Linked DNA regions of Mus musculus: region 1 is linked to region 2. A link is a loop called in an ENCODE intact Hi-C map of the cell type or tissue named here. Cell type or tissue: heart. All regions are shown on one strand. Each heading gives the region's core, and the rest is flanking DNA. Links, peaks and the distances in the headings are about the cores only. Region 1 overlaps Zmiz1os1 (a long non-coding RNA gene). Region 2 has its middle 25 kb from the start of Gm32379.

Region 1 (11,094 bases), core at 1,629-9,628, 120 kb before region 2:
AGGCCTCTCCTACTCAAGCCAGTGTGGTTTTGGTTTTGGAGTTGAAGCAACACTGGCCTCAGGCCCAGGCTCCGATTATCCTGAGCAGTGGAATTTGGGAGTTGGGAGAGGCCATGCTTGGAACAGTTTCTTAGCTAATGGAAAGATGGAACTGTGGACTCCTCCCTGCTTGGCTCCTCTCTAGGGATGGGGCAGGGCCTCCTCTTCCTCGAGTGCAGCCATGGATTCCAGGATATAAGCTCAGAGTTCCAGACTGGGGTCCTTTCCCCTCTTCCTGCTGAGACAGACTTGGTTCTTTGCCCAGAGGGGGGCCTATGAGATCTTTATTGACCTGCAACAAAAGGTTGCAAGGACCACAAATCGGAGAGGCTTTTGGAGTCTCCCAGGGCTGAGTAGTTTTGTGCTTATTGACATGAGTAATTTGCTCATTTCCTTTTCTTCCATCCCTCTGCGAATTTATTCATCTTGCAGCCAAGTTATCCAACCAACCAACCAACCATCATCCATCCATCCATCCATCCATCCATCCATCCATCCATCCATCCATGTACTCATCCATCCATCCATCCATCCATCCATCCATCCATCCATCCAACCAACCATCCATCTGTCCATCTGTTTATCTCTCATCCACACACCCATCCATCCATCTCATTGTCCAGTCACTCCCTACTCTATCCAAGCATCCATCCAAGTGTTCATCCATCTTTGTATCTATCCATCTGTTCATCCATCCATCATCATTCCAAGGAGTACTTACTCTGAGCCAGAACCTCATGCCAGTTGCTAGGATACAGACACAAACAGTTCACCAGGCCTGCCCTGAAAATATTCCAGGTCTGGTGACCTGATATTTGAATAAACACCCATGTTTCCTCAGCCATATCACGTTGTAGTGAATGTGAAAGTTGTTTCATGAATCCAAAGGATTAACTGACTCCAACCTAAGTGGCCCCTCCTCCAAGTCACTGTCTCTGATTTCACTCTGTGGAGTGTGGATATGACAGGGAGGAGATGGTGAAGGCCACTTCTGGCAGATGGACCCAGGCTTGCCAGGGCAGATCTTTACAAACACAGAGATAGCATGGTTGGGGGAGCAGGTTGAAGTACTGCAGTTATAAGGCTGAGATGAAACACGGTTAGAAAGCTAGCTCAAGACACTTTGGGAGTCTGTGGAGGGCCTCGGATGCTAAGCCAAGGCTCTTATTTTTTATCACATGGTTCTCACGGCCTGGAGGAGCAGGGCAAGCGTGGAGAAAACAGTGTCAGATGTGGACGTTCAGAAGATCATGGAGCAAGCCCACCTGGCCTGGAATCCAACTCTGCTGCCTTCTACTTTGGTGGCCTTGGGCAAATGAATGAGCTCTCTGTCCATTTCCTCTTCTCCACACACAAAAAGATGATGCTTTCTGCATTGTTGAGTTTCTGTGAACTTCAAGAACCCAACTGAGAAGTAACTGGTGGTGCTCGTGACACATTGTAGACAACCGATACTCACTTGGGAGCTGCTGGGGCCCACCTAGAATGGGAAGCTCACTCCAGCTTATGGTGTTAGGGGCAGGGGAAGGGGAAAGGGGAAAGAGGAGGAGAAGGAGGAAGGGAAAGAAAGAGGGGGAAAGGGCACCATTTCCACAGGTTTTGCTTTGCTTCTCCATTAAGCTTCCTCAGATAACTGTGGATGGTGGGGTGACAGACAGACAGGTTCAGCAGGCTGTCTTAAGTTGCAGATTCAATGGTGATATCAGACTCAGACAGCTAGGGATGTCCTGGTTTGGGAAAGGACTTGGGGACCGCACTGTGACCCCAGATGCCCTGGCATCAGGCCACTCGAAACTCTTTCCGCCCATGAATGGCTTTCTCCTCCCCGCCCCGTCTTGCCCTGCACAGCTGATCCAAGGAGATGGCTCTCTGACTCCAGGATTGTATCTGCTAATTCCAGGGAGCAGCCTGCTGGGGCGAGACCTGACACGTTTTGACGCTCAGCAGCACAACTTACCCAACTCTCTGGCTTTGTGCCGTCCCTACCAGCTTCAGGGCTGGGACTGTGGTCCACTCCCCTGCCTGGCACCCCTTGCTGACCTTGGATGCTGACAGGCCACAGAAGAATTCACAAAGAGATTTGTGCAAAGAGAAAACACATATCCCCGATGGCTCAAATCACCCACCCTTAGTGGGTGGTGAGGAAGGTGAAGCCAGAACTCCTCCATTGGTGATAGTCTCTCACATGTCCCTGAGCCTCTGTGGGCTCATCTGGAAAGTGGGGGTGATGGTGCAAACTTCACAGATATTGGGTGGAGATCTAGAGAAGACTGAGAAAGAAGGGATTTTGCAGACTGTAAGTCACAGGAGGGTCTGTGATGTTGGTCAAGAGGCTTCTCCTTGTGCTTCATGGACTGCCTCCCTTGAATCTATGGCTGCCTCCTCCCTTCTTGGCTCTGACCATAGGACCTAGCAGCCTCTGTCGTTATGCAGATTCTCCATGGACTCTGAGTACTATCATCTGGGGGAAGAAGTAGGTAAAACTTCCAACTGAAGAAACGGGCAGCAGCTGGCCTCGCACAGATAGATGGGGCACCCAGCAATGGAGCCTTCAGGAAGGACAGAGCACCTCCAACTCATGGACTACAGATTACAGTCTTTCCAAGGGTATTTGATGACAGAGGAAAAAAATGATCAACTTCTCAAAATGACTGCAAATCAAAGTTAATTGATGTTTAATTGAATATGTGCATAATGTAATATCATGTCAACTTGTTAAATGGAGCTCACCCCAGCTCCTCTGAAGTTATATGTAAATGATATTTGAAACAGGATATGGATGCATTTTGATGTGTTTATTGTGACGTGGTATGGTACGCTAGACTGGGAGGGAAGGAGGCTGTGGAGATTTCTAAGTAGATCTGTAGGAATAAAATGGAGGTGGGGGACGCAGCTCACAGTAACTAAGCCATTCTGCTTACCCTCCCAATGTCCTTGGGGAATCTGAGCACTTTCAGTACCCACAGATGAGCTAACCTCTAGAGAAAGCATTGAGTTAATATTCTGGAATCTTCTAGGACAATCTGGTAAATCTTTGCAGTAGTTTAGTATGTTCTCTAGGATTGGGATTTAGGTCAGATGAGCCTTGTAAGTGTAGCCCAGAGAAGAGGAAACAACTCCTCTTCCCTCCCCATCTTATTTCTTCTTTACCTTTTTCTCCCTATCTTCCTTCACTGGTGCTAGGTGTCCGGTGAAGAAGGACCTTTTGGCTGCATCACAACATGATAGAGGGCAATGTGGTCAGACAGAGCAAGCTCTGTAGCATGGATCTCCCCTCTTTCTATTACAAAGCTGCTGCATGTCCTGGAGTCCCTGCCTTTGCTTTCATCTCGTTTTAATTATCTCTCAAAGACCTTTCCTCCAAATATCATGAACACGTGAATTTAGGAATTGTGTTTCTAAGGCATGAACTTTGGGGGGACACAATCAAACTCATTGCGCCAGAGAAGTCACTGACACTTGGAGGAATAGTTGTTATAGGGCATCGTCTACAATGCTGAGTTTTAAAGAAGAGGAGGCTGAGGTTTGTTCCTGAGGTGCAGTGTAGGTGTTCCTAGTGCTGTAAATGGGGAGCCAGGGAATTGCAGTTCTCACAGAGAACTATGGGAATTGTGCTCCCTCTCCCTAAACTCTGATCTAAGGTCAAAGGCTCTAGAAATTTCATGGAGCCCAGTGCATACCTCTGGAGACCTTTGACATGAGAGGATAATGTTATAGGTCTGTGTCAAGCCCGGAGTCACAGCTTGGAGACAACTTTGGAGGTTCCTGAATGTGTCTGTTGTTCTTAGGGACATCTGAGACCCCAAAGTCTATCCCTCCCAATCCTGACCTTGTAGAAAGCTGGAAGTTACTGCCATTGGCCATATTTCTCCCAACAGGATAGGGACTGGGAACATACAAGCAGGCCCCATTTCTGAGGCAGGTCCATGATGTAGCTTTAGAACCCAACTCAGTCCTTTATGGGAGTTGAAGAGGCTGCTGCCATGGAGGAGGGCAGCTCTGGGCAGAAAACTGTCTGTACTCTGGGTACTGGGGGCAGTTCCTAGTGTGCCAGGGAAGGCCAAGCGACCATGAGCTCTCCCCTTTTTACATTGTTGCTCTTGCAGCTATGTATGTATGTATGTATGTATGTATGTATGTATGTATTATGTATCTACAAATAAATAGATCTCTTATTATGTCTAGCTTTAAAATGACATTTTTAGTATGGATTGTGTGTCAAATGAAACAGTATAAATAAGGCATTATTCCTGTCTTTAGATAGACAGGGTCTTAGGACATACTCTTGTGGGTAAGGAGAGACTAATGCCGTGTTTTCCTGGTTACATATAAGAACACATGAGCATGTGCACCACGGAGATAACAGATCCAGTGGGATTAAATGAAGGAATGGCATGCAGTGGGCTAGCAGGGTCCTCCACCCCACATTAGCCCGTGGTGTATTGCGAATCCTAAAATTTCTATTACTATTGCTCTTGTCTTTGTTGTACACTTTCAAAAATTATTTTATATTTTAGTTACTTATGGTGCCACCTAGGTAAGGACTTCATGATATTTGTAAAGTTCTCAGCTAGCAGAAGTCCAGGGGTCTCCTGATCTACCCTGGACCCTAGATCCTTTTTGCCTTGAGATAGCCTGGTCTTCACTGTCCACAGGTTCTGCCATGCCTGCCTGTCTGTGCTGCCAGCTGACAAGAACAAACTCGTCCACAGTTCTCTAGCCGGGGAGAGTCTTGGCATCTTGCAACGTTGGTAGCCCCAGAGGCTTCCAGTTGTACTGTACTCTGCACCTTTCTGCTAATGCTGTAGTCCAAATACCCCTTCCCCCCAACTCCCCAGATGTGCAGAGCTTCACTGATGAGCTCTGGCCTTGCAAAATGCCAGCTGTCTATGCCCTCCATTCTCCCCTGCTGCTGGGCAGGCAGCTTGGTACCCCCTTAGCTTAGAGAGCAGAGGCTGTCTAGAGCTGGACTTATCTGGAGAGTGCTCTCTGTCATCTTGGGTCAGGTTCACTAGAAATAGAAGCTAAAACACATATTCCTGCACAAGCGGGCTATGGAGGGAGGGTGTTCTTCAAGGTATCCAGCAAGGTAGCCAGAAAGCAGGCTAAAGGAGCCAGAGATGCTAAGCAGAGACAGAAAGCACAGCCTTTGCCCCTCCACAAGGGCTGCTTGGAAGTATGAACTGTATCAGAGATTTCTGGTAGTTTAGAGTTACCCTGGCATGGACATCATGGATGAGGTAGAGATCGACCTTGGAGACATGGCACATTCCCAGCCATGTCCAGATCAGACAGCTCCTCTCAGCAGGGTTAGAGGCAGCACATGGTATGCAGCCCGCCCTGTCCCTAGCAGCTGGGGAATGTTTCATAGACGGGCGAGGGAACCCAAGGGTGCCAATCCTATCAGTCACACCCTCCGTAGCCACTGCCATTGTTTCTTTCCAAGAGCAATCTTGTCTTTTCCTGGATTCATCTCCACTTGGCTCATTAAACCAGGATTACACAGGACTCCTGTGTGCCAGGTCCTGGAGGGTCCAGGCAAACTGAATTGTTTCCAAATAACAAGACTGGCCCCATAGGGCCGGCTGTTGCTTTGGGTTAGGGTCTCCAGTCACCCACATCTCAGCTCTAGACATGGTTTCTTCTTTCCAAAGTTCAACAGTACTGTGAACTGAGTGTCTGTTCCCCAAAACGGAGGCTGGACAGCACAGCTTGCGAGTAAGTCTTTTCCTTTGCAAGAGGAATGAGCTGGGGTAAGGTAGAGGAAGAGTCTAGCAGGCACATGAGATTCCTCCCTTTGTAAACTTTCTGAGCTAAGCAGAGGGGTTAGTGTGGAGAGGCTGTTCTTCTTTCTCCCCGCTCCCTTCCTCCTGGCCTGGCTCAGCTGCAGCCCTGGCCTTGCAGCTACTGCTGAGGAAAACAGAAAACCACAGTTATGAGGCCCCAAACAGGCCTGCATCATGTTTACCAAGTGACAGAACCCTGGGCCGCTCTCCAAAGAGGCTGGAGCTCCTGTGGCAACTTAGACGGCCCATCCACGTCCAAGGTTGTGCTTCCCCGGGCCACGAGGGCTGGGGAGGCTGCTGGCGGTCATTGCAGCCAAGTGTCTCATTTCATCAAGAGGCCCACAGATGTGATTGAATTGGCCGTAGTCACCCAGAGCACTGAGGCCTTGTTTAGGACACATGGGAGGGAGGGGAGGAGGCTGAGATTGAGGCCCATGGGTAAGGGGAAGAAAGAAGGGGTTCGGGTAAGGCTCAGGTTCACTTTCACAGGTGACTAGTCTCAGGTCTTGCCTCTCTTCCCGCTCTCGTGTGTGGTCAGTTACTGGTTTTGAAGCTGAGGTCATTGACCAAGGGTCAAGGAAGAAGGTAAGGCTGAGGCTGTACTGGCTTCAGCTTCTGAGAAGGGTCTGGGAAGCTCCACTTTCTCAGACTCAAGCTATCAATTTCTGGTGTCCCCCCCCTTTTTTTTAATCTCTAGGTTTGGGTCAAGGGAGGACCTACAAAACAATCCTCCTTTCTTTCCTTTATGGTGTCTCACCATGCTGAGGCTTCCTTTCAAAGCACCCCTTCATCCCCACCCTGCCCTCGGCTCACAGGTGGCACCGTAAGCTTCCTAAACCAAATATCCTCAAGAACATTGTACCAAGACACTTCGGCTAATCTTGTTTCACTCCATTCAAAATGGCTTTGGGGTCAACCGGGAGTGGGCAAACCTTTGTCCTATCCCATTTAGTTCCCGTTTTCCACATGACATTGCAATCTTTTCCTGTGCCCTCCTCTGACCCTGTTATCTCTTTAGCCCCCATTCCTGGGTAATTATCTGATGTATTTTTATGTGTATAAGTGTGTATGCACGTGCATGGATATCAGAGGAAGTGAGTTTTCTCTTTCCACCATGTTAAGCTTTGGGCTCTGACCATGCCTCATCCTTTGTCTTCTATCCAAAATGGGGTTCCCTCTGCTTCCTAGCCTTGCTGCCTCCCCTACCCCCAAATGAATGAGAAATCAGAAGCTTCATTTATTCCTGTGGCTACCTTGGTCTCTGTCACTGGAGCCTGAACGCCATACTTTTAGGTCACACCTGTCCCCTGCTCCACTGCCCAGAACCATCTTATCTCAGAAACCCCTTCCTGCTTATGTCCTGAGCTTCTGGTTAGAAGAACGATTCCCTACATACATTTTTAAGGTTTGGATGAAGTGTGCTTTGCCTCTCCAAGGCTCCTGTTATTGGAGCTTGGCTGCCAGCTGGTTGGTAGGCTTTGGGAAATGCTCTAAACCACTTAATGGATTGATTCTTTGGTGGGTTCAGGGCTCGTCACTGGGAGGAAGTGGAAACTTGTGGAGGTAGACGCTTTGTGGGAGAAGCAGGCCACTGAAGCACATCCTTGGTGGTCGTATCTTGTCCTGTCACCCTCTCCTCTGCCTTTTGGCCATGTTTCTAGGGTTGCATGTCCTCCTCTGTCCCACTATACTGTTCTGCCTCTCTACAGGTCCATAGCAGGGAAGCCAGCCAACCACAGACTGGAAACCTCTGAACTGGTGGTTCACCCTCCTTCTACATTGCTTCTTGTAGGCATCTATCTGTCTCAGCAAGGAAACCAAGACTAGCCTAGCCACTGATCTCCTCTTTTGATTCCAAGCACCAGCTGGTCACCAAGGTCAGAGATCTAAGTTTTGGCAGGGAGATGAATCTGCAGGTATGGTCACCTTGCCACCCAGCCTGAAGACATGAGTTGTTTAATTCTTGGGCTTAACCTGGTGGAAGGAGAGAATCCACTCCCATAAGATGGCCTCTGGTATTCACGCATGCATGATGGCACATAGGGATATACACATAAAAATGCATAAATGTAACAAAAAGTAAAGAGAAAGAAAGCAACAGACAAACAAAGGAATAAATCTGAACGTCCTTCTTGTAGAAGCCTGGACAATTTCCTACTTCTCCAAAGACACTGGCCTCCAAACTCTCAGAACCTGTAAATGCATGCTATGTTGCAGAAGGAAGTTACTGATGGGATAGCATTTAGGATATTGAGATAAGGATGTTCTGGGTGAGTCTGGAAACCACAGGGGTCCTTCCAAGATGGAGGCAGAAAGTCAGAGTGGCCTCTGGGAAGTGTGAAAATAAAAGCCAAAGGTTAGAGAGATCTTGCCTCAAGAACTTGTGATGGCCACCCAAAGCTGGAAGAACAAATGCAATACAGCCTCAATGCTGCTCTGTGGATCTTTGCCCCATTCGTTTGACCTCCAGTCCTATCAAATGCCCCTCAGGTTTACTCCTTCTATACCCAAGCCCGTGTCATTGATACCCTTCCTCCCTAGAGTATTTGTAGTGATATTTCAGCAAATCACCCCACGTCTCCCATTCTTGCACGTCTAAGCCTTGTGTGTTGTGGGAAAATAGTCCCTCCCTGGGTAGTCTTGGCTTGCAGGCTGAAGCCAGAAACTGAAGCCTCTAGGCTACAAGGAACCATGGATGTGCCGAAGGTTCAGATGCTACCCCTTCTCCTGCCTGGATCCCTGTCTCAAGCTTTACCATTCAGCCCTATGATACAAAAGTGCCAGGCATGGTTGCTTACGTTGTTATCTCATTCTGAAACATCCACTGTGCCTTCTACTAAGTCTCTAAGCATTTGAGACTCTTTGGGGCCTCAATTTTCTCCTCTGTATCACTAGGGGTCACCTCCAGATGAGTTTTAAGTTCTATGGAACTCTTAGCCCGAACAGCTGGGCTGAGCATAGGTCACTGACCCCCACCTTCAGTGCTCAACAGATACCTTGCAAGGCCTTTCCACTGTCTTAGAGCTGGATGGCCCCACGTGGGCTGTTTCCCACTGCTGCCCTTTCTGAGGTTGGGTGTATGTATATACGTGTGCTGCATATGTGGGTGTGCACTTGCGTGTTTTAGGAGGAACAACAGAATTTTAAATAGTTTATTAAAGAGCTGCTCAAGGCGCCTTGGATATGAAATTTCTCTAGAAAAAAATAAATAAATAAGAAAGAAAGAAAAAAAAATCCCTCTATTTTGATGATTTAAGTGTTAATGACTCAAAACCATATGGATCACATTTCCCTCCCATCCACACAGTTTTAAAAAGTATCAGAGAGACTGCTCAGGGCAAAATGCATTTATGATTCCATCGATTCAACAGCATTGTGGAAGGCTGCACTCCAGATTTGAGGGGAATGAGGCCCAGTTAGCCAGGATGGGGGCCCCCCTCCTCCCCTCCAGGCCTCTCCCACATGGTCCATGGAAAGCCACACTGGACTTCTGGGGAGACTATTCCATATACAACTTGAAAATTCAGTATCCCAGTGGGATGTGTGTTTGTGCGTGTGCGTGTGTGTGTGTGTGTGTGTGTGTGTGTGTGTGTGTGTGTGTTTCAAAACCTCCAGAACTAATTTTAAAATGACTTAGGTTTTGGCAGACTGAAGAGGTGTTAACTCAAACCCGGGTGGATTTCAAGGGAAATGTAATTAGAAAAACCCTTTCCTAGTTAGCTGAGAGACGGCAGTGAGCAGTAACGGTGCTTGTCGGAGGACTGTTTGGTGAGATGAGAGTGTGCTGCCATCAGGGCCGGTATGCAGACAGGCACATGGGCCCCACCCCAGCCCACACCCAGCACTGGGGCCATAAAACCCAACATGGAGGGGGTACATGCAAGGACCAGGCCGCAGCTAAATCATTTGTGGTTGATTCTTCCAGGAACCAAAGTGGGGTGAAGTGAGGGTCACTGGTGGACAGAGAGTGCAGATCTTGAACCATTTGATTCCTGGGCCTAATTCCTTTTCAGGCCAGTGAGACGACTCTGAGAATTGGCTCAATTTGTGCATTTGTGTCCTGGGAGCAAACTTTGAACTCCCAGAGAAGTAGCAATTCAGACACTTCATGGCAGGCCACAGGTCTGCTTGCTGATGTTATCATCCTGACAGTGGTTTCTTCTGCTAGGAGCCCTTCCCAGAACTCTTCCCTGACTACCTTCAACATCATTCTTCCTGGAACACCAAGCTCTCTTCCCCCTCACCTCCAGGGTCCTAATGGGAGTCTGTGTCCAGAGAATTCTCTGAGACCCTTGAGCATAGAGGACTCACATCCAAGCCCAGAATACTGCACCATGTGCCCTCACCAAGACCTGCATCTGGTCATCAGTTTTGACCTCCTGGGGAAGGAGGAAAGGCATCTGTCAAAACTCTGTATGGACCAGGCCAGGGCTGAGCTTAATCAGGCTTGGGATGTGTCTTGGTGCTCAACAATGGTCAATGCCAAGTGGACTGACCAGACTCCTGTGACAATCTCTAGTACTGCCTCATCCACTCATTCATTCACCAACCACCCGACCACTGGTCTGCTCATCCATCTCCAACCTGTCCATGTCTCTCCATCCATCCACCCACCCATTCATCTATGTTGTCCATCAAGTCATATCTTTCCATCACCATCCATCCACCTATCCATCCACCCACCTACCCATCTATGCTGTCCATCCATTCATATCTTTCCATCACCATCCATCCATCCTTTTTCATGGACCACTCGTTCATCCTTCCACCCATGTACACATCTGTCCTTCTACTTGCCTCATATCACTCTTGTCCATTTACTTATCAGACACAACAGATCTGATACCTTTGCTGGAATTCTGTTGTATTTAATTTCAAATGATCTTTGACAATTTCAAACTTGTAGAGTCTATTGACATATTGCAACAAACAGCTATGGACCACCCACTGATCTATATCTTTTATTAATATTATATCATCTGCACTTGAAATTTTCCTTTTTAAAAACAGTTTTATGGTCCCATGTGTTGGCTCTATAGTTACAACCCCTTGTCTTCTTCCTGGGAGATGGTGTGTCTCATTTCCATACATGTCTTCATGTTTTTAAATCATGTGTATCTGTGTTCACAAGCAACAAAGAGATTTCTTCAGGTTTTAAACTTTCATATAATTGCTTTTCCTGCTGCATCTGTCATTTCACAACTTGGTTTGTTTTCATTCATTCTTATAATTCCATTGTATTTTTTATGTCTATTTCACTGGCTGGTTT
Region 2 (11,094 bases), core at 1,007-9,006:
TACGTCGTCTCCCAGTCTCCCTAGCCGACGTGTCGAACTGAGTGATTATGTGTTTTAAGCCAATACCTCTTGTTTGTGTACCTCAGCAGTACCCGAGTCAGAAGAACTTTAGTGCTAGCTCCGAGATCTTGCTGTAGGCCTTGGGTTGCTTCGGCCTCTGACCTCCATTAACCCACCTACGAAGAATGAACCATCAGTATACCTGCCACCATCTTCATACATCTGAGGGGTGTCCAGGAAGACAAGAGATGAGAAGACTGATGGGAAAAGTGGGTTCTGAGATGGGGAGGAGGGAGAGCGCTTTGACGCTTGTGCAGGTTTGGGCTGATTTATAGCAGAGCTGGCTGGGAGTAAGGCCTCAAAAGATGGAAGGAGTTTCAGAGGCCATTCTTTAGCCAACTCAGTGAAGATATCAGCACGGACCCCTGCATGAAGGCTGGGGAGACTAGGAAGCCCCTGGAATTTTTGTTGTTTCCCAGAGGAGCCGAGACACTCCACACACTCCCTGCTGAGATTTTAGAGTCATCTGGGAACCATTGTTATGAGAATATGTTTATTATTATCATCCTTTCACCATTATTATCATTATTAATAATACGAATACGGTGTTTGGAGCATTTATGCACATTAATTTTAAACAAGCATGTGCAGTGCAAGATATGATGCTGCTACCAATAAACAGCCATCATGTGGATCTTTAATTTACATAAAATCATTTATGTTAATTTAATTAGGCCTTTGTTTACAACCGAGGCTCACTCTGCCCTGGATGGTGAGATTGCCTTTAACGGGGGCACACCATGGAGCTGGAAGCTGGTCATTCCATATACACTGTGTGTTCCTCAGACTGACAGGGAAGAGTCCTCCCTCCTTTCTCAGAGGACACGCTTGATGCAGAAAGTCTTTACATATGACTCGCTCCCTTCAGGCAACTGTGCTGGGGCCTGGAGAGATGGCTCAGCTAGTAAAGTGCTTCACAGACAAGCATGAGGACCTGAGTTCGATCCCTAGTACCCACGGAGGAAGAAAACCTTGACTGTGGCTGTGCGATTTTGTAATCTCAATGCTGGGGAGGAGACACAAAGACCCCACGACCATGTTAGCAAGCTGGTTTAACCAAATCAGCAAGCATTGCATTCAGTGGGAAACTCTGTCTTAAAAAACAGGATAGACATCAATTGAAGAACTGAAGAAGACACACACAGTGCACATACATGGACGCACAGGTACACACATGTCTACGCACCTAGGTGCACACACACCACACAAAGAAATTGTGCTGAGGGCTAGCTTCTCAGTAACAAAGCCTTAGCACCCGACTTGCTGTCAGACAGCTATCAAGTAGAAATTCTCTTAAGTTAAGACCCTTACATGAGAAGAGTTAACACATGTTCGACTCATGGGATGTCTGATTTAACCAGAAATGAATGAATGAATGAATGAATGAATGAACGAATGAAGGATTGAAGTTTCAGTCACTTCCTTGATGCCTTGTGGCCTAGGAGATGGTGCTGCTCAGCTCCATTTTGCAGAAGAAGCGGAGCAAGTGGGAAATGGAAACATTACACCACGAGCCCAGAGCTGGTCCTGGTGGCTGTATCGCAGATTTACAGCCTGACCTTGCCTCGACCTTTACCTTAGTCGATGTGTTCCTCACCCTTTTACTCCAGCTTTTCTATTTCCTCATCTGTGAAGCCACAAGAAGAATCCCTGTCCTTCTAATCTGATGGGCAGAAATAAAAAAAAAAATGAGATTGTGGAGGGAATGTGCAGGGTGCCGGAGAGTTATAAGGTGGTGTTGTCAGGCTTGCCTTGGGAAACCTTGAAAAATTGAATGGAAACCATAGACTCATTCATCTCCTTTTAACAGCCCCATGTCATCCGGCCTGGTCTTTTCCATTCCTGCTCTGTCCAATCCTGACAACATAATTTAGTTCCAGGGAACTTGAATAGAATGTAGTAGAGTGATATTTCCACAGCTCAGCCCGAGATTAATATGGTCAGGGCAGTGGCCAGTGAGGAAGAGGAGCTGGCAGGTCTGGACTCTGCTGACTCCTCCTCCAGGGCTTGCCAGGGGCACTGCCTTCCCCACTTTCTACAGGTTCTGCTCAACTCCCTTTCAGCTCTGACAGGACAGCTCCAAATCCCTGACCTGGCACATCTGTTTTCCCCAGTGTCCAGCCATGCATCCAACACACATTGTGTCATCTTTGCCTGGGTAACAGGGCTGGAGTGGTACAAACATCACGTGCCCTGGAAGAGGTCAATCACTGGAAAACGAAACCCGGCAGTCATTCAAGTCACTGCCTAAAGGGTGGGGTAACCAACTGGAGGTGGTCCAGGGACAATGGAAGGTTTCACACTGCTTGGGGGAAGGTAAGAAGGCCCTATGAAAGAGCAGTGTCAAACAGACCACCTGAGGCTCAGGAGAGGTCCCCAGGGGATGTACACCAATACTGTGAGGGCAGGGCTCAGATGGGACAGTCCCAGCATTTGGGGAATGGCACATGGTCTTGTCTTAGTGACTCTGTGTGCTGAGATGGGTGGGGCTTGGAGCAGAGTCTGGAAAGGTGGGATAACAGAGGAGACCCATCTGGGGTGCAGTTGTGACCTGCTCTGCTCCTCTCACTAGCTTGGCAGTGTGTCTTCCTCGGGTGATAAAAAAAAGTGGACAATGAGGAATGGCTGAATAAGGAATAAGGAGGTAAATATGGGGGACATCCCCTCCATACCCCAGCCCAGGAAAAAGAAGGAAACCTTCAAATCACAGTGGGCTGAGAGGCAGTCTAGGGAGGGGTACCACCTGTCTCTGTTATCTGTGCAAACAGGGTCTGGAATGTGTACTCTGCCAGTCATCTAGGGACAGTTTTTACTTTTCTCTCTTGTGGACTTCAAACAAACAAACAAACAAACAAGCAAACAAACAGACCATATCCTCACCTAGAGACGCCTAGAAACTGCCAGACATATTCAGCACCCCACCCCATTTTCCAGGTCATGGAGGATGTGTGGCTACTGGTGGTGACAGCATTTCCAGCCCCAGCTAACAGCACCTGCATCGATGCCTCCTTTCCACGGTATCAAGATTTATTGTTCCTCAAAATCAAATATTGACCTTGGCTTTTTGTCCATCAATATGCGACCTTTCAAGTCGATAGAGCTGGATTTGCTAGTCAGTGAGTACTTATTATTTCCCCTGCCCTGAATGGGATGTCTCCAACCCAGGTCACAGGCTGGACCACAGAGATGGTCTGGGTATAACCTCTACATTTGGCAGCTGCACTTGGAGTTGTTCTGACAGTCTGAGTGGCTTTCAGGGGTTAGCTTTTCTCAGTGGCTTCAGAAGCCATACAGAGAAGGTCTGGCCTCCAGTGGGATCCATGCTTTTTCTTCATGGAGGAACATTTCAGCCTGTGGGTATCTAGCTCCAAATAACCTGGGATGCCCAGGACACAGAGAAGTATGACATCCTTTTTCTTACCCACCTCCGCATATTCTGTACATATTGCTACAGTCCAAACATCTGACAAAACAATGTAAGAAAGGAGGGGTAGCTTCAGAGATGTCAGCGCATCATGCTGGGGAGGGTGGACAGAGCAGACCCCACTAGGAGATCCATGAAGCACAGGGCTCTCAGAAAAAAGACAAGTCAAAATCTGTATCCAATATCAGCCCCCGACATACAAACGGCCTACTTCTTTCTGTGGAAATACTGTCCTGTTAGCTCCTGCCGTTAACTTTACACAAACATAAAGCCACCTGAGAGGAGAGAGAGAGCCTCCACTGGAGATTTGACCAGATTCTCTCGTGGCCAGGTCCGTGAGCTATTTTCTTAATTGTTACTTGATATAGGAGAGCCCAGCCCACTTTGGGCAGTACTGTCCCTACTCAGGTGGGCTGGGCTATCTAAGAAAAGAAACTGAGCAAGCCAGAGGGAAGAAGCCAGTAAGTAGCATTCCTCTGGAATTCCAAATTCCTACCTTGAAAGTTCCTGTTTTGACTCCCCTTGATGATAACCTGTAACCCTTTCCTCCCCAAATTGCTTCTGGTCATGGTGTTTGTAACAGCAACAGAAACTAAACTAGAACACCTGTTCCCCAACTTTTACCACCTCCCAGTAATGCCATCATAACACAAATCTGTCAAGGAATGAACCCACTTATTAGGTCAGAGCCCCCATCATCTCTGGAAATGCCTCTCTAGACACTCCTAGAGGTGAGCTTCACTAATCCCCTTGCTTCTCAGCCAATCAAGATTGCCACCTCCTCAGGCCAGGAAGATAATAGACTGAAGCACTGTTGGCCAATGACTGAGCTTCTGGGCGGAGCTAGAGTGAGGAGCAAGAACCCAGCCTTCCTTAGTGTGAATGGCTGCCTTCTGGTCCTAGCTCTGTCACTTTGGGGAGGTTCTTGCTGGACATTCCCTCTGTGCCTTAGTTTCTTTATTTGTGCCATAGGTTGTTATAGCAGCATTTATGAAATAATCCACATAAGGTACATGATCAACACCAGGCACTGGCTCAATGTTCCAGGCAAGGCAGCCACGTGAGCCATGACAGTGCTCATGACACCTCCTCATGAAGGATGTGTGCTTCAAGACAATGACATGCAAGAGGAATGGTAATGAGCTATCTTATCTGTCAACCCACTGGGCCTAAGAGAGGCTCAGTAAAATGCCACTCTGGTGTCTGTATGGAAGTTTCTGAAAGTGGTCCCCAGCCGAATCGGGAGAATAAACGAAGGGTCCTCCCTTTTATCACCGGAGGGGCTGGCATTCATCTGAGATTCAGCCGGGACACCAACACAAAGGGAAAGCAGACCCCTCCTGTCTTGAGCCAGAGTATCCATTCATCTGCCCTTGGATAATGTGGCAGGTGGGGAGGAGCGGGTCTGGCTTTTCAGGCTTTCAGTCTTGAGCCTGTTTGCCATCTACCTCTGCTTCCATGTCTCTGCATCTCCCTAACAGTAGGTATCAGATGGAATATTCTCAGCCTCCATAACTGCATGAGTCAATTCCCATAATAACCCTGCTGTTGCATGTCTACGTCTTTCCTGGAGGCTGTTGCTCTGCAGAGCCCTGACTAATACAGATGGTACAGATCCGTTGCACCGCCCTCCCATCTCTTATGTGCCTCAGCCACTGGGAAGGTGACATGTTGCTGATGGTGAGGTCTGTACGGTGGTGGATTGGCTGGGCCGCTGCACAGAGTGTCCTCACCCTGGAGAGGGGCAGGGTCTGCAGTGGCTGTTGTGAGCAGGAAACAAATTCGTGTCAAGCTACTAAGGTTTGCAAGCTGTGATGACTGCAGCCCAGATCTGGCTCGCCTCACTAATGTGGTGCTCAATAAACATTAGCCCTGGCTGTTTGTAGCTGCTGCTGCTGCTGCTGCTGGTGCTGCTGCAGACCGGCAGAAAGCTCTGGTGATTTCGTCCTTTTCGGAGAAGCTCCTTGGCTGTGGCCCTGGCCATCACGGGCTCAACTCCAACTGAACTTGACATGGCTTCTATCCTACGGCTCCAGTGGAGCTTGGCGGTGGATGCTATTTTGGCCTGCCTGCCTTGACTGATGATAGGGCTTCAACCTTCTTCCTTGAGGGACTCCCTCAGGGGTGTGCATGTGTGTGTGTGTGTGTGTGTGTGTGTGTGTGTGTGTGTGTGTGTGTGTGTGTGTGTGTGGTGTTCGTGTATGAGGGGATATATGTGGAGTCAAGAGAACAACTTTGAGTACCATTCCTTACTGAATGGCCCACTGCGGTTTTTTGTTCTGTTTTATTTTTGTTTGCCTACTTGCTTGTTTTTGAGACAGGATCTCTCACTGGCTTGCTGGCCAGTGAGTCCACAAGGGTCCACTTGTTTCTGCCTCCTAAGCATTGTGGTAACAAGCATCCATCACCTCACTCAGCCTTGAACAGTCTTTTAACTGCACAAAACAATTGTTCTCTCCATGTGCAAGTTAACTACCTGGTGCAGGAGGGAAAGTGAAGTGGCCTCAAGTGTCAAGGATGCTGCTGCATTCAGCACCCTCATGGCTTCCGTTTAGAACCCTGTGGTCATGGTCACTATGAAGGGTAATTCAGGACTCTTCCTTCCCTGTCTTGGAGCTTCCCTGATAAAGCCTTGTGTAAATCCTCTGTGGTTGGTTCACTGTGAGGCTTATACCCCCTCAGTGTTGATAGACGAGTAAACAAAGCTTTAGAACTCGTGGCCATTCTTGCATGTTGTGAGCATCAGGATATAGGGTATTCCCGACATGTGTCTGCTATAGAAACCTGTGCTTGCTTAGGGGTGATTGCTGGAGGCCGCAGCCAACATGCAACCCAGGGGAGAAGCCTGAAGAAGCCATGCTTCTGAGGAATGTCACGAGTGGGTCACTGCCCTGGCCCAGGCTCTTTCTCAAGACAGCAATAGCCTGAAATCTTCCTAGAGCTGTAAAAACAAGGTTGCCTTTTGTGGGCAAGTCTGTGTGATGGTAGTTCAGGCAACTTTCCTAGGTTACGTTGCAGTATGTTTCTGTCCTCTCTATGTGGATGGGACCTTGGAGTGCACTAAGGACACGGTGACACAGGCAGCCACACTTGAGTTCCTGGTGTACTCCCACATGGCCTCCTGGGGCCTGCTGTGATGACCCCTGAGGATGCTCCGTGGCTCTTAGCCAGGACCTATGATGGCATTTCCACTTTTCTACCCTCTACAAAGCCACAAACTCATGTATATGCTGGGTGAAGCAGCTGTTTCATTAAATCCTGTTTATTGACTACTGGAAAAGGCTGGTGAATGGAGAAAAAGCACTGTTCACAACGGAAGACATAATCTCCTGCTTCTCTCTGCTTTCCAAGTCCTGCATGTTTCTGTGGCACAAGAAAATGAGCACCTCCTCCTGGAAGTCCACTATGACTCCTCTGTTCCCCAAATAGGACCAGCTATCACTGCAAGGAAATGGACGTCTGAGAACCATATTCTGTCTGTCCAACACCCGCCTTTACTCAGAAGAGCAAAGGGATGAACCATTTTGTTGTCTCTTGTGCTGAGCAATCTCAGTAGACATTGGAATGGTGCAAATCTCAGTAGACATTGGAATGCCTAAACAATGTCAGGTTTTGTGTTTCTTCTTTGGCTAAGTCAGCCGTGGTTCTAAGAGAGTCCTAAGCAGGATCCTAGACTTACCTGAGCCAGATTCCCAGGCTGCATTGTTACATAAAGGAGATGGAATGTTCCAGAAGCAAAATTACTCATGAGTGAAAATTAAAGTTCAGGAAGGGTTAGTAACTCATCCTTACCCAGCCTTAAACGAGGCCTCTCTTCAGCCCATTTCCTCATATATTTCCAGCAGATTCAGATCTTACAGGCTCTATACTCACAGCTCTTGTCTTGGGGGGTCTTGGCAGAGCTGCCCTGGGTTGCTTAGAACCTCAGACCAGCACATTTTATTTATTTTATTTTTACAGAGAGGAGACTATTTGTGTAAACCGTCTGAACCACTCAAAATCACATGAGTACCATCTCACTGGCTCAGTGCCCTGCAGTCCTGTGATAAGAACACTTCCCTGGCTGGTGGGGATGCTCCCTCTACCAGGCTGCCTGGCTAACACTGCCCACCCCACTTTGAGGCACCAGGTGATGCTAGATGATTGGAGCTTGCTGCCACACTGGTCCAAACCTGGGGTCATCAGGTAGGGCCAGGATGGACAGTCTCTGAACAAGAGGAACACATAAGAACAGGAGACTACACAGAGAGATTCAAGCATGACATTGGGTATGGACCACCCAGTTGGCCAGTCCTGGACAGAAGGAAGTCCCTTCATGGAGCTGAGGTGTGGGTTCCATAATAGGACTCTCTCTTGTCTAGATCTTAAGGCACTGTTTTGCAGAGGCCCAGCAGTTTGCCTCTGCACTGGCACCTGGGGGACACTTATGCAGGGGTTCCACAGGTCCTACTTTGAGAAAGGTTGCTTCTTTGGTCATCCGGGTGGGAAGACCTCTCTGAGATGGGGTTCACATGGGACTGTCCAGCTCAGTGACTGTCACTGCTCTAGGTCTCCAAATAGGAGGAAGGTGGCAGGGGACAATGACAGTGTGGCCTCCCACGAGCCTTTGATCTGGCAGCTCCTGAAGCTCCTTCAGCAGCCTCTTGCTTACTAGGCCACTATCAGCTCCCTGATGCGGAGAGACCCTGGTAATGAGGTTCTATTAACGGAGCTGGATCCCGGTTCTCAGAACTCAATGTTCAGAATAAACAATGGGGCAGAATCCTATTAAAAAAGGCTTCCAACATGGACAAATTAAGCCCTTGGGAATGTCGTACAAAGAATACATTTTCCCAGTGTCGAATCAAGATCAATAGAGAAAAACAAATAATTTCAAGTGAGAGTTGTCATAATGACACTCAGGTTCGGGCAGGGGCGGTACACAGTATTTTGGCCTGAGGACATCCCAGCTTGTATAATGAGGGTGCAGGGGTGGGGCTGGTCCTGGACGGCAGGAGTGCATCGACTCCCAGGTGGCTCAGCCCGGCTGACACCGAGTCTCATTTGTCTCTGTCAAGGCTCCCCTGGATGTGGAGCTGTTACCCTCTCGAGTGCTACCCAGCTTGCTGAGGCTGGCCCAGCTCTGGAGTAGCAAAAGAAGCCAGAGTTTTGTTCAAAGGGGAGAGATCTGCACACACCCTGAAGAATGCTTCGTGTAACTCTCCCACAAGAGGGGAGGGTCCTTAGTCATCTCAAATGCCTCCTCTTCACCTTTCCCCATTTGCCGCTCACTTTGGACTGTCTGCCATGCCTGTAGCACCCAGTGTTCTCTCTGGCATCAGTAAAATTCTTGACTGTTGCCCCACGCTGGTCTGGAGGGAGTGAGCAGAGGTTTTGAAACTTCTACTGAATTCTTTCCTCCTCTTCCTGATTCTTGGTGACCTGAAACCCACCCCCATCTGTTCCCCCCAGAGTGCCAGGCAGGGCTCTCAGCTGGCATACACCCTCTCTTGCTCCCCCAGTGGATGTCCCAATGAATTGGGCTGTCCTGTTGAGTCACTGGATCAGAGAGCTTCCCTCTCCTGCCTGGGGTCCCTTGATTGATCTCAGCCCCCACTGTGGACTCTGAACCATACCCCATTGAGCAAGTCATTTTCATCAGAGCTCTGGGGGACTAGGGTGGACAAGACTCAGGTCTCAGGAGGCAGGGATGCTATTGCCTACCTGCTCCCCACTAGGAGACTAGGAGACAGGGGGAGAGAGAGAGAGAGAGAGAGAGAGAGAGAGAGAGAGAGAGAGAGAGAGAGAGAGAGTTGATGCTGGTACACAGTAGCCATGGTCTCTGATTTCAACCTGCTGTGCTGTTGTGCACTGGTGATGACTCTGAGTTTTCCCTCCATGCAGAGCTTGTGCTACATGCACTAGAGATGTGTGTGTGTGTGTGTGTGTGTGTGTGTGTGTGTGTGTGTGTGTGAGAGAGAGAGAGAGAGAGAGAGAGAAAGGGAGAGAGAGAGAGAGAGCGGGCCCACTTGCATGCTTCTTTAGGCTGAGCCACAGTACCCAGTAGGTGTTGTATCTTTTTCCACTTCCCACCTGACAAACAAATGACTGGGCAGGGACCTGGGGTCAGGTGGACTCCGGTCTTCTGCCTCCCAGAAAGATCTCCTCTGCTCTATTGGGGGTGGAGAAGAGATCTTTCTGGGAGGGTATAGGGTGGGTTATGGTAAGCAAATCTGAAGAAGGACTGGAGGTCTCATGGAGGGTCTGGGCCCGGCCATGTGGGAAGGTGGAAGCAGGAGAGTTTCCAAGCTGCTGCAGCCCTGGTTGGCCTGAGGCACACACTGCTGGGCTGGCTTGGCCTGAGGCCACACTGCAGCCCTGGTTGGCCTGAGGCTCACACTGCAGCCTGGTTGGCCTGAGGCACACACTGCAGCCTGGTTGGCCTGAGGCACACACTGCACCCTGGTTGGCCTGAGGCTCACACTGCTGGGCTGGCTTGGCCTGAGGCACACACTGCTGGGCTGGCTTGGCCTGAGGCTCACACTGCTGGGCTGGCTTGCAATGCTTTGCCTCTTCTAAAACCTCACAGTGAGTTGAGTTCCCACTGTGAAATGATGAGAGGATGGAAGCAAGGTTCCTATAGTGGGTGGAGCGAAGCTTGGGGGGGCCATGGGAATCCAACATAATCAGAAGGGTGGAGCCCTGTGCGAGATTAAATGTGGGTGGTCTCTAAAGAGCAAAGAGAGGCTAGAAGACACATTTCCCATCTCTCTTCTCTTTCTCATGGGCCTCACCATATGGCATCCTACACATCTCTAAGATTTTGCCAGAGAGAAGGCCAATTATCAGACTTGAGCTTTTGACCTTGGACAAGAACTATAAGTTCAAAGAAACCTCTCTTATTTTTAACTTTACAATGTCTCTGGTCTTGTTTGTGACTTTCATCATTTCTGGCCTTGTGTCACGAACATTTGAAGTTGGTTCAGGTAAGGGCTGCTCCCCTGAGACTCCTCCTTCCTTCACTGGGGATTACTATAAAGAAGTTGCTTGTTCAGCAAAACCTCTAAGAAGATCCACAGCAACTTTTGCTCCTCCTAATGTGCCAGGTACACTGGACAGTGGATGCCTTTACTTGTACCCTCATAGCTTTTGTTGACACACTATGCCACTTTTATAGTTACCCATGAGCAATGTGGCCAGCTGGGCAGAGGTGTCCCCAGCATCCAGAGCTTTGAAACATAGTGAAACCTGGTGCTGGGGGATCTGGGATCTAAGTCCCTAGCAGATAACCACTTCCATACAGTATTGTTATTCATTACTATTATGCATGCACATGCCGGTGGTAGCGTTGGTGGGGACCTAGCTCAGCCATTTTAATGGCAGCTAACTTCATTTCTCTGTGTTCAGCTTATGCAGAGGATCAGGCAGAGCTGGGCAAAGTTGCTTATCCCAATCTTGTCAGTGAGACTCAGAAACGGAAGTGGGGCTGGCGATGCTGGCGAGAGGCCCCAGAACCACACAAACACGGTGGGTGGTACATGCTTTGTTACTAAAACCTCTCCATCAAAAATCAGCCCACCAACCAGATAAGCTAACAGAAATGGAGACAATGGTAACGTCTATGGCGGTGG

What was found. Hi-C counts contacts between places; a loop is a spot of excess contacts. Peaks named below come from ENCODE experiments on the same cell type or tissue, not always from the same donor. Only the 100,000 strongest peaks of a DNase experiment are listed, where the experiment ranks them.
Region 1: it touches region 2 in a loop (2.0-fold over the local background); 2 of 42 quality-filtered maps call a loop at or near these places.

Annotation. Positions count from the first base shown.
Region 1 is chr14:25,348,935-25,360,028 of GRCm38, reverse strand. All of the region lies in intron 1 of Zmiz1os1 (a long non-coding RNA gene), which reads left to right. Among named protein-coding and RNA genes, the nearest start is that of Gm41113, 25 kb to the left of the region's middle. In heart, for the core only: no CTCF peak of the experiment used is centred there; a DNase peak (open chromatin) is centred at 6,098; H3K27ac peaks cover 799 bases.
Region 2 is chr14:25,230,877-25,241,970 of GRCm38, reverse strand. No RefSeq gene overlaps it. Among named protein-coding and RNA genes, the nearest start is that of Gm32379, 25 kb to the right of the region's middle. In heart, for the core only: no CTCF peak of the experiment used is centred there; a DNase peak (open chromatin) is centred at 5,410; H3K27ac peaks cover 216 bases.